2 separate regions of the Homo sapiens genome follow, and region 2 is linked to region 1. The links are chromatin contacts, found by Hi-C or POLR2A ChIA-PET in ENCODE. All regions are on one chromosome and are shown on one strand. Each heading gives the region's core, a stretch centred on a gene start or an enhancer-like site at or near the end of the contact. The rest is flanking DNA. Distances are from core to core; before and after follow the strand shown.

Region 1 (4,722 bases), core at 1,298-3,797:
AAAAGATTACAAAGCAACTTTCTGATGAGTTGTCATGGCAACCCCTAGATGTTAGATATTTCATGTCATCCCTGGGCTGCAAATTCTCATTTTTAGTCTACTCATATCCTACTATTTCATGTATAACAACCAACCAAAATGCAATTTGAAATGTCAGCTGCCAAACATAATAAGAGATGCCACTTGCTATTATAGCCAATAATAAAAGATTTCTAGTTGCTTGTTTCAGAGATACAGCAAATCACTGTGTATTCTAAGTCCACTGGGCTGGTCCTCAAAGTGAGGCTATTTAGCTAGACTTCCTTAGTTTTTATTTAATTAGTCAATATTTAAGAGAGCCTTGGAGATAAAAAGAATTCTAGTGAAACCTAGGCATTATTATTTTCCAAACAGGAGGAAATGTACTGATCTTCAGACTTTCAATAGACATGATATATTTGGTCTGAGAGAGAGAGACAGAGAGAGAGAGAGAGAGAGAGAGAGAGAAGCCCAACCGTTATCTAAACCTTTTAAGGACACAATTATACAAGAGTGCCTTGCAAGGTTTTCAACTCTTTATAACTGGAAGAGAGGAAAACACTTATTACTGAAATCCAGATAATCAAAACACTTTGTTTTAATCAGCAGTTTCTACCCTTTTCACATTCTATATCAATTCACAAGGAGTGACCTTCATCTTAGGTATAATGGGGTCAAAACCTACCTCTGCAGGTGTTTCTCCCTTACCTGCCTTAATCTGTGGCCCAGGTTAAGCACACCTGCAGGCAGGCTCAACCCAAGATAGCCAGGAGTTCTATTATGAGTAGACTGATGTAGAAAGATCTCTCTTGAAATTCCCTTTAGCTGACAAAGCATTGAAATCACCTCTGCAAATAGCTGGAATTGTGTATTTATTTTTCTTTTCTCTGTTTAAAATTTAGCAGAAATGTTAATAAGAAAAGAAATGTCCAGTAGATGAACAACAGGCCCAGAAGGAAAGAGAAATGAAGACCAAGATAATACACAAACCAGATTATCAATCTTGAAATAATCCAGAAGTAGACATATGATAGATCATACTATGTGAGTTTTTCTAATCCTAAACACAAAGGGAATATAAAGAGGTGTGCAGTAGGGCTGCATGTCAACCACTTTAAACTAATGCTAGCCAATACCTGTGTAGAGCTGCAAACTATTTTTCTGCTAGAATTTTAAGAGAACTTTTAAGTTTTGAAAATTGATTCCCATGACACTTCTCTTTCCGTCTTCATAATAGCTGCCAAAAAGTTCAAAACCACATTTATGGCCTGTCTCTAAGAAGTCCTTAAATGGTCTTTCTTGACATCTTTTATTAATTCCTAGCCTCATTTTCTCACTTTTTTGTTGTCTGCTTTAGTGGGGAGTATCTCTGAGGCCAAATTAAAACTTTTTACAATAATACAGGTGTATTATTCAACAGATAGCCTTCATTAAGCCTCAAATATTTATGGGGGCTTCTCTTCCAGACCATCCCTCTTTGATCCATGAGGCAGGAGATATCATGTTTCAACAAGAATTTGTTTCAGTTCACAGAGAAGCTGAAGCAACATCAATTTCTCATACTTGTTTCAATCACATTTGGAATTGATAAGCTAAAATAGAGAAGAGTGCTATGCTAGGAAGCTGGGATCATGAGGAGGTGAGAAGCCACCTTTTTTTTATTTGGGAGCTTGCACTCATGACTTTGGCCAGACCCCAGAAGACACATAAGTTCCCTGTGGTAAAGTATTTATTGGACTATCACCCAATCCTTTCTTCTACATGAGAATATCACTTTGGCAGATGTACACCAAAGCCTTCTCTGGGTATAAGTCTTCAGCCTGCCTTGGATGGATCTTGTCTGCTTCCGTCTGCCTGTGCACACAGGCTGCCAGCCCCACTCCACCCTCCAGTAAAACCTACTTGACTATGTATAGTGCTGGCTTAGAATGACACAGATTTAGGTTCAAGTTTTGCATCCTTTAATGGCTATATGACCCTGGACAAGGTATCAAACTCTATGAGTCTCAGGTACCTCGCCTGACAATTGGGAATAATAAAGAGTCCCTTTTGGGGTTTATGTGAGGATTACATTAATGCTCATAGGGTCCTCGACAAAATGCCTGGCACACCAAAGTCAATGCTCAATAAATATCAGCGATTGGTATTACAATTATGTTATTATAATTCTTTGAGGAACTGCTGGTGGCCAGTGTAAATCCTATGGTCTTTATCTCTCCTGACCCCATCCACAGGCTCATGTGACAATTTTCCCAGGATCATTTCAATTTTCTGCGATCAGAGAGAATGCCAGCCACGGCCCTATGGACCAGGGACAAGATAGCACACCTGAGCAGAAAGAAAGAGGACCACTAGCCTTGGGATAGAATTATCCCTCACTTCACCCTCACTGTCGGCATGTTCAGAGACTAAGTGCTTATAGAACCAGACTCAGGGTTTTCCTGTTAGTCTGAAGAGTGCTTCATCTCTTCTAGGCTTTCACTGGCAGAGCCACAGGATGAGAACACTCTCGGCCCCTTATCACCACCCACATCAGCAACACTGAGGCCAGCATCAGGGTCTTCTGGGCTGTGCGGATTGGGGAGCCGATGATGTAGTTAAGTTTCCTGGAAATACAGGCAGCAATTTCCTGTGGCTTCCTCTGTTTTTGATGTAGAGATGAGCACAGGTAAAAACTAAACACATCAAGGATCAGCGCTTCAGTCGGTGGTGCAAGTGCGGAAAAATACTGTCATTTCCTCACAAACAGATTCAGAAGTGCAAAGTATAAGCCACTTTCCAGAGAGCATGCTCCCCAGCAAGGACCTGTACAGTAGGGCTGTGAGTTGACAGTGAATAGATGGGCATTCCCATGAACTTACTTGCTTACCCAAGTGATCAAGAACCAGAATTTCCATGAAGGTCAATGTTTTGTATAAACCTTAGCCTGAAAAAGCTCTGGTCTGCTCACAGAGCTTCAGTCAAGCCTTCTCCAGAATTTGCAGCCAGGTCAGAAAAAAAGGTCACTTTCAGAAGTGGAAAGCAGTACAAATTTTAGTTAAAATTTTAGATGAACTAAACTGTTTATACAACTATCCTAAAAGATAGTTTAGAATTAAATAAAACAATGTGCACTACATTTGGGAAACAGCCAGGTTCAAAGAAGGTGGTCACAGTGTATTCTTAGAACCAGAATGGAATAAAGAAAATGATACATGTTATGGTTATGATAGCATAACCTGCTGATGAAAGAACAGCAGCAGCAGGATGTACAGTTTGCAAAGGGTCCACTCAAATCAGAGTGAACCCAGATGGTGCTAGAGGCAGCCTAGGGCCAAATCCCACCTTTGGCACTCACTAGCTGGGTGACCTTGGGCAAGTCATTTAAACTTCCATTTCTTCATGTGATTTTGTTTCTCCATCATTGGCTCCCCTTCCTTTGTGAAAAGTTGCCCCTCCCCATACCAACTGGGGCACCCATCATCATAGTCAGCAACCTGACCTAAAGATAGCTCAGGTATAAGACATGGTAAAATCTTTTTTGCTTTAGTCCGTTGCTTGTAACCAAAAAACCAAGACCTTTTTTCGGCTGCAAGCAAAAGAGATTTAACACCTAATTTGCAGAAGTTGCTAGGAGCATTAAACGAAGTCACACAAAGCAAACACAAGAAATGCTGGTTGCATTCATAGAAAGGAAGATTAGTGTGTGGTTAAAAGCAAAGGTATTGAGTCCATCTGCATGGGTTCAAATTCCAGCACCCCTTAGAACAGAGATAAATCACTTAACATCTTTGCTCTCGGTTTCCCAGTCTGTAAAAACAGAGCTAATAATAGTAATTACATCACAGGGTTGTGAAGATTATGTCAAAGTAGATAAAGCATTTAGAACAGTGCCCAACACAGTAAACATTCAAGAATTAGCCATTATTATTACAAAGGTAGAACTGTTTTGATTACTGTTAAGGATGTTGTAAAAGTCAGTGATCTATAGAGAAATGCCCTTCAACTAAAAAAGCCAGGGATTGTGGCACAAGCCTGTAGTTCCCAGCTACCTGGGAGGTGGAGGCAAAGAGGATCCTTTCAGCCAAGGAGTTTGAGCCTGGGCGATATAGTGAGACCCTGTCTCTAAAAAATTTTTTTAAATTTAAAAACATTTTTAAATAGGAAAAGAAAATAATCCTTCTTCTGGGTAATCCAGCTTGATGGACAATCCCTTAGAGACAATTAGAAAGGATGCATTTACTCAGAATTTAGTAAGTTCTAATATTGGGCCTCCTGAATGAACTTACTGACCAGCAGGATGTGGCCTGAGCAAATGACCCATGTCAGTTGTGCTGCCTGGCCTTCCTCTTTTCATTGTCAAGAATACATGAGCATATCAATTATGAATTAATCTCTCATAAATTTAACTATAAGTCAATTCTTGCAAGTCACATCTCTCAAAAAGAACTAATAAAACTGATTTTGGTCCTGTGGCTATTCACCAGGGCTATGCCCTTATGGGGGCCACCCAGCAACCAACCAGCCTCACTCTTGCTGAAATCTGTTAATTGCAGCTCAAGCCTGTTTTACTAACTAAATGCAGTGTCTCCTTCACCACTGCTTCCTGTGTGATATCACTAACTCATTCCTTCATTCATTTATTCAATCATATAAGAAACATTTATTGAGCACCACCTAGGTGCCAGGTGCTGGGCTCAGTATTTGTTAAGCAAAAGCAAGCAA
Region 2 (5,046 bases), core at 897-3,396, 40 kb before region 1:
TTTTTTTTTTTTTAAAGAATAAACCTATTCAACAGGTAAATCTAAATAATTTTTAGCAGTTCTAAATGTAGAGAATTCATAACTTCTTATTGTAATTGAAAAGGAACATACAAAGCAATTAGTCACTTACAAAACCCACGTTCAACCTTCAAAATAATGACTAACTTGATAGGAGAGGCAAGACTTCTTTAATTAAATACTAAAGTCTAGCCATTTGAGATAAGCAAAGCAGGTTATACAACCGTCTTCTGCACTCACAATATCCTTTTCTCCCTCTTGGAAATATATCATTTTTCAGCAATAGTAGAACATGTAACAAAAAAAGTTACTGTACTGTAGAAAATCACTCTAACCACAAGCTAAGTTTTTGGCTAAGAGTTAAACTTCATTCATTTGGATTTCACTAGTTTCACAAGAAGAAAAAGTGATTAACCCTAGTGTAAGTAAAATTCCCTTGAGAATATATTAGATTCTTAAGAAAACAAAACAGTAAGCAACCTTAGGCACTCACTTACATATAAATCCTTAGGGTGTTAACTGAAAAGCATTCCTAGCCATGCTAGAATAGGATTCTCAAACTTGAACACTGATTACCTTTTTGAGAGCTCTCTGGACAGGTGTGCTCAGAAGCACTGGAAGATACAGGAGAGTTTGATACACATTCTGAGAAAGATGGGGTGGCTCCTGTGTGTGCATGTGGCCATCTAGCACAATCACTATTCAGCACGGGACTACATTTCCCAGGCCACTTCACCTCCAGGTGCAGCCACGTGACTAGTGCTCAACAAAGGAATATGAGAAAAGATGGTGCTTTACTTCAAGGCGACTGTGATTAAGAAGTGAGGTGCAGACAATTGCAAGATGGTGTTACAGGATGAATTATGTCCCCTCAAAATTCACATGGTGAAGTCCTAACCCCCAGTACCTCAGAAAGTGACCTTATTTGAAAATAGGACCATTACAGATGTAATTAGTTAAAATGAGGTCATACTGGAAGAGAGTGTGCCCCTAATCCAATATGACTGGTGTCCTTATAAAAAGGGAAAATTTGGATACACACAGGAAAAGAGGGAAGATGATGTGAAGAGACTCGGGAAAAGGTGACCTTCTACAAGCCAAGGAGCAAGGCCTGGAAGAGATCCTTGCCTCACAGTCCGCAGAAGAAACCAACCCTGCTGACACCTTGATCTTCGACTCCTAGTCTGCAGAACTGTGTGACCACACATTTCTGTTGTTTAAGCCACCCAGTCTGTGGTACTCTGTTACAGCAGCCTGAGCAGACAAAATAGATGGTGAGGCCAGAAGACGGAAGGCACCTGAGTTCAGGATTCCTGAATCACCTCTCAATAAAAGCACTTCACTGATCAGAAATACTTCCACTGGGCTGAGAGCTGAGCAAGAAAGGAAACTAGTTGTGTCAAACCATTCAATTTTGAGGGCTTATCTGTTATACCAGCTGTCATTACCTACTATAGGACCTAATTAATTTAAGTGGCAAGTAATTTTAAATTATTTTACATGAAAACAAACATGGACCTATCACATATCACAGGGAACAATCCATGTAAAATTTTAGGATTAAAAACACTTCAAAGAAAATTTGAATTTACAGGAAGATATTTTGGGGTAAATTCTCTCAAATCCTCCATAGGGTATAAATTTACTCTCTTCTGCCAATAGAAGTAGAATTTCCTCAAGAATATTAAACAAGTCACAATGTCAAAGTTGCTGGAACTTCAACTACGCCACATAATCCACTTAATTTTTTTTTTTTGAAATTAAGTGGAGCATTTCTATCAAGTAGCCCAAGTATGTAAAATTTTACTTGGGTACTAAAGATGAGAACACTGTGAAATGAGTTATCAGCCTTTTCCAAAGTTCTCAATATTTTTATAATCAATCTGAAAAGAAGTCACTAGGTACAGAATACCTTCTGTTTGAATATGGACAAAAAATGTACCCTCTTTTATGACAGGGTAACTGATACAGAATAAATACTGGATACCATTTTCCATTTTTGATTTTTTTTTTCTGACATGAAGAAAAAATGAAATGATAACTATCTTCGGTAAGACTTAGAGTTATAGTTCAAAATACCTCAAAAGCCGAGCTGGCAGCTGGCTTCTCATGTTTATAGAAAAGCTAGGATGATTCAGCCTGAGCTCAGAGCTCAATTTAGATCATAGCATCTGGATTCAAAACACATGTGAGATGTGGCAGCCGATTTTCAGGTCATGACTGATCCAAGACAGAGATTGCAGACCACTCACCAGCATTATTCCAAATGGAGAAAGTGCCTGAGAGAAACAGAAGTCTCAAAGGTATTTGGAAGCCCACTCCAAACTGTTAGGGAACAGGTAACATCAGCATTTTCTGCATCCAGCAGCTTTAAGCAGGTGCCGCAGAAGCCAAGGGCCTGAGGATGACACTGAACAGCTTTGTCATGACATTCAGCCTTGCCATGGTCAGAAAACATCCCTCACCCATGACTTCTTTCCTGAACTGGCTATTGTTCAGATTAAACTATGGGAATCTGGTAATAAATTGGAAAACCTCTGACAGCACACACTTCCTGCTAAGATCTGTGTTTAACTTTGCTTTGTTTCGAAGAGAAAAACTGTAGTAAAGAAAAAGGAAAAATAAATGTAAATGCCCTTTTTCTTGATGAGAAGAAATCATAGTCACAGTAATTCTAATATAAACTACACAATGAAATCTAAAAGAAGAGGGGAAAATCCCCAGCTCAGTTTCAATCTCTATTGGAATTCACCTTGTGCCTTCCTTGATTTTCCTTGGATATGACATGTCCAGATGTGGGTGATTCTGCAGCTATGGATTTTATGTGCAATAAAAAAATGCTTCTCCTGCTGCTTTTCCTCACCTCCCCCCTCCCCCATCTCTTTTCCTCTCTCTCCTCCTTGTCTCTTTGTTGTGAATGTCAGGGCTGTCAGTGTCACAGTCTGACATGATTAGCGTTTCTGACATTACACCAAGAAGCAGACAGAGAGCAAGGAGAGCGAGCAGAGGGGAAGGCAGTTATGAGTAGCCATTTAAAGAAGTCCAAGGAAAAAACAAGCACAACCACCTTTCTCTGAGGTTCCTTGATTACAGGGCAGTTTATAAATCACCTTGGATTTTTCTCATTTATCCTATTAGTCTGTTTTCCTGTTCCTCTGGAGATCCCTAAGGTGTGGATCTAGTCTGTGAGATCAAAGCCAGCGGCTCTAATAACAGATAAGACAGAATTCGTGATTCAGCGGATTCTAAGGTTGTGAAGTGTAACAATCAGCGCACTTTGGGAAGATAGCGCCAGTCCATTTCGAGTATTGATTCGCTGCACTTTGTCACTCTAATGATGTTATCTCATTAAAAGAGATAAATGCCCCACTGTTCTTCTAAGAGCATCTGCTTCTTACTCTTCTCTCTTTTTCAACAGCATGGCTCTCAGCAGCAGCACATTAAAATCAAATTGAAATCCAATGCAAGGCTTGGCTACAGAGCAGCTAAGGTATCTTTTTAATTGCTTTTTCCTACTCTCAACCCCCTTCCAGCTCCTCCACTACAGTCCTTCAAAGAAACAAGCAACATAAAGAGAAAGAGATGTAGAAAGTAATCATAATAGAAAGCATTTGCTGAGTGTCTGTTACATAGGGACTCCACTGTGTCAACATTTAACTTATTCCTACCTTGTTAGATAGGTAGAACAATCCTCAGTTTGCAAATAAAGAAACGGAGTTTTGACTTTAGGTAACTTGCCCAAGATCATGAAGGTAGCGAGAGAATGAGCCACAATTTGAACAAGGGTCCATTCAATGCAAGTACTTTTTTTTTTTTTAATCTCCATTTCATTCATGGAACAAATAAGAAAATATGATTGCAACTTGATTAGAATAGGTGAAAAAATGTAAAAGAAGGTAGCAATTATTCTTCAGCCTGCTAATAGCCAAGAACACAATGCCATAGGTTTTGTTTCAACAGATTTCTTATTAAATAAAAAAGGTAGCAATTTTTCATAATGAATGTTTTATACATTATTCCTTTGTGTATCAGGCCTCTAAAGTACACATTATTAAAGTCTATTAAAGTCTGTATTTAGCAGCATTACTAATGTGCCTTTGGGGAAATTATTACAATGAAACAGCATCAGTCTTTCACAAAATTTCAATTGTTTAATATTCCTTTTCTTATCTTCAATACACGTGTCTATTTTTAGCTATAATCAGACCTCATCCCAAATGCCGTAATCCCAGCCTAGAGCTGTCACAGCAAATTGTTTATGGGTTGGATTTAAGAAATAACAAGAAACACAGACATTGTTAATTTCACCCAACACTTTTTTTTTCATGATTGGTTGCAGTTTTCCTACAGTTCTCATTAACAGGTGCTCCTTGATCACTATGACACGCGATGATACTTTATCTCTCTGGTTAGGGTTGGTTATCTTAATTAATTGCTTATATTTATATTTAACTGAAACTAGCCTCAAGATGCCACTTTATTAAAGTTTGAGAGTGGTAAGAAATTACAAAACTATTCCATTAAAAAAAATAGAAAAGAAAACCAAATAAACCAGAAGAACATATAAACTATGATTAGTCAAATCAAATCTCTGCATTTAAAAGTAAACATCATTTACTAGATGTCTACTGGACTAGAAATATGTGTCTTCTGAACAGTAACTGAGGAGTTTCTGCAAATTATTCTGCAAATTGTAAATAGGCATCTCTACCTTTTTATTACATTAATTTTATCACACAGTATGAAGTTTTTTTAAAAACAAAGCCAATGATGTACATATATTCAAAAGCACAAGATTCTCTGAAAATATAGAAAATACTGCTAGGCTTATTTTACGAAGACAAAGGACAATAGGAAGCTGGGAAGAATACCAGCAAACAGCTATACGTTATAAGGCCTCTGTATCACAAAAATGAAGGGAAAATAAAGCCAATCTAAAGTATTACGTACTTAAATTAATAAACTGGATTGGAAGCAATCATTCCATTATAAATTTCCTTTCATACATAGCAATCCCACTGAGATGAT

Evidence for each region. A loop is a pair of places that touch in the nucleus more often than their neighbours do. ChIA-PET counts read pairs that join two places held with the same protein, here RNA polymerase II (POLR2A). Pooled maps may share reads with other maps.
Region 2: a loop to region 1 is called in a map of CD4-positive, alpha-beta T cell, with 2.5 times the contacts of the local background. The contact joins two enhancer-like sites. A Hi-C loop is called at or near these places in 5 of 168 maps with a recorded cell type or tissue (CD4-positive, alpha-beta T cell, CD8-positive, alpha-beta T cell and naive thymus-derived CD4-positive, alpha-beta T cell) and 10 of 50 pooled maps. POLR2A ChIA-PET finds 5 or more read pairs at or near these places in 7 of 52 experiments (HEK293, T-cell, activated B cell and 3 more).

What each region holds. Positions count from the first base shown.
Region 1 is chr6:90,231,529-90,236,250 of GRCh38, forward strand. All of the region lies in intron 3 of BACH2 (BACH transcriptional regulator 2), which reads right to left. Among named protein-coding and RNA genes, the nearest start is that of BACH2, 63 kb to the right of the region's middle. RefSeq lists an enhancer at 1-114 and a cis regulatory region at 42. Within about 2 kb of position 2,548, at least 3 of the 41 ENCODE cell types and tissues checked have a DNase peak (open chromatin) inside an H3K27ac peak, as active enhancers do.
Region 2 is chr6:90,192,306-90,197,351 of GRCh38, forward strand. The region is part of intron 4 of BACH2 (BACH transcriptional regulator 2); the gene reads right to left. Among named protein-coding and RNA genes, the nearest start is that of BACH2, 100 kb to the right of the region's middle. RefSeq lists a silencer at 2,325-2,619. Within about 2 kb of position 2,147, at least 3 of the 41 ENCODE cell types and tissues checked have a DNase peak (open chromatin) inside an H3K27ac peak, as active enhancers do.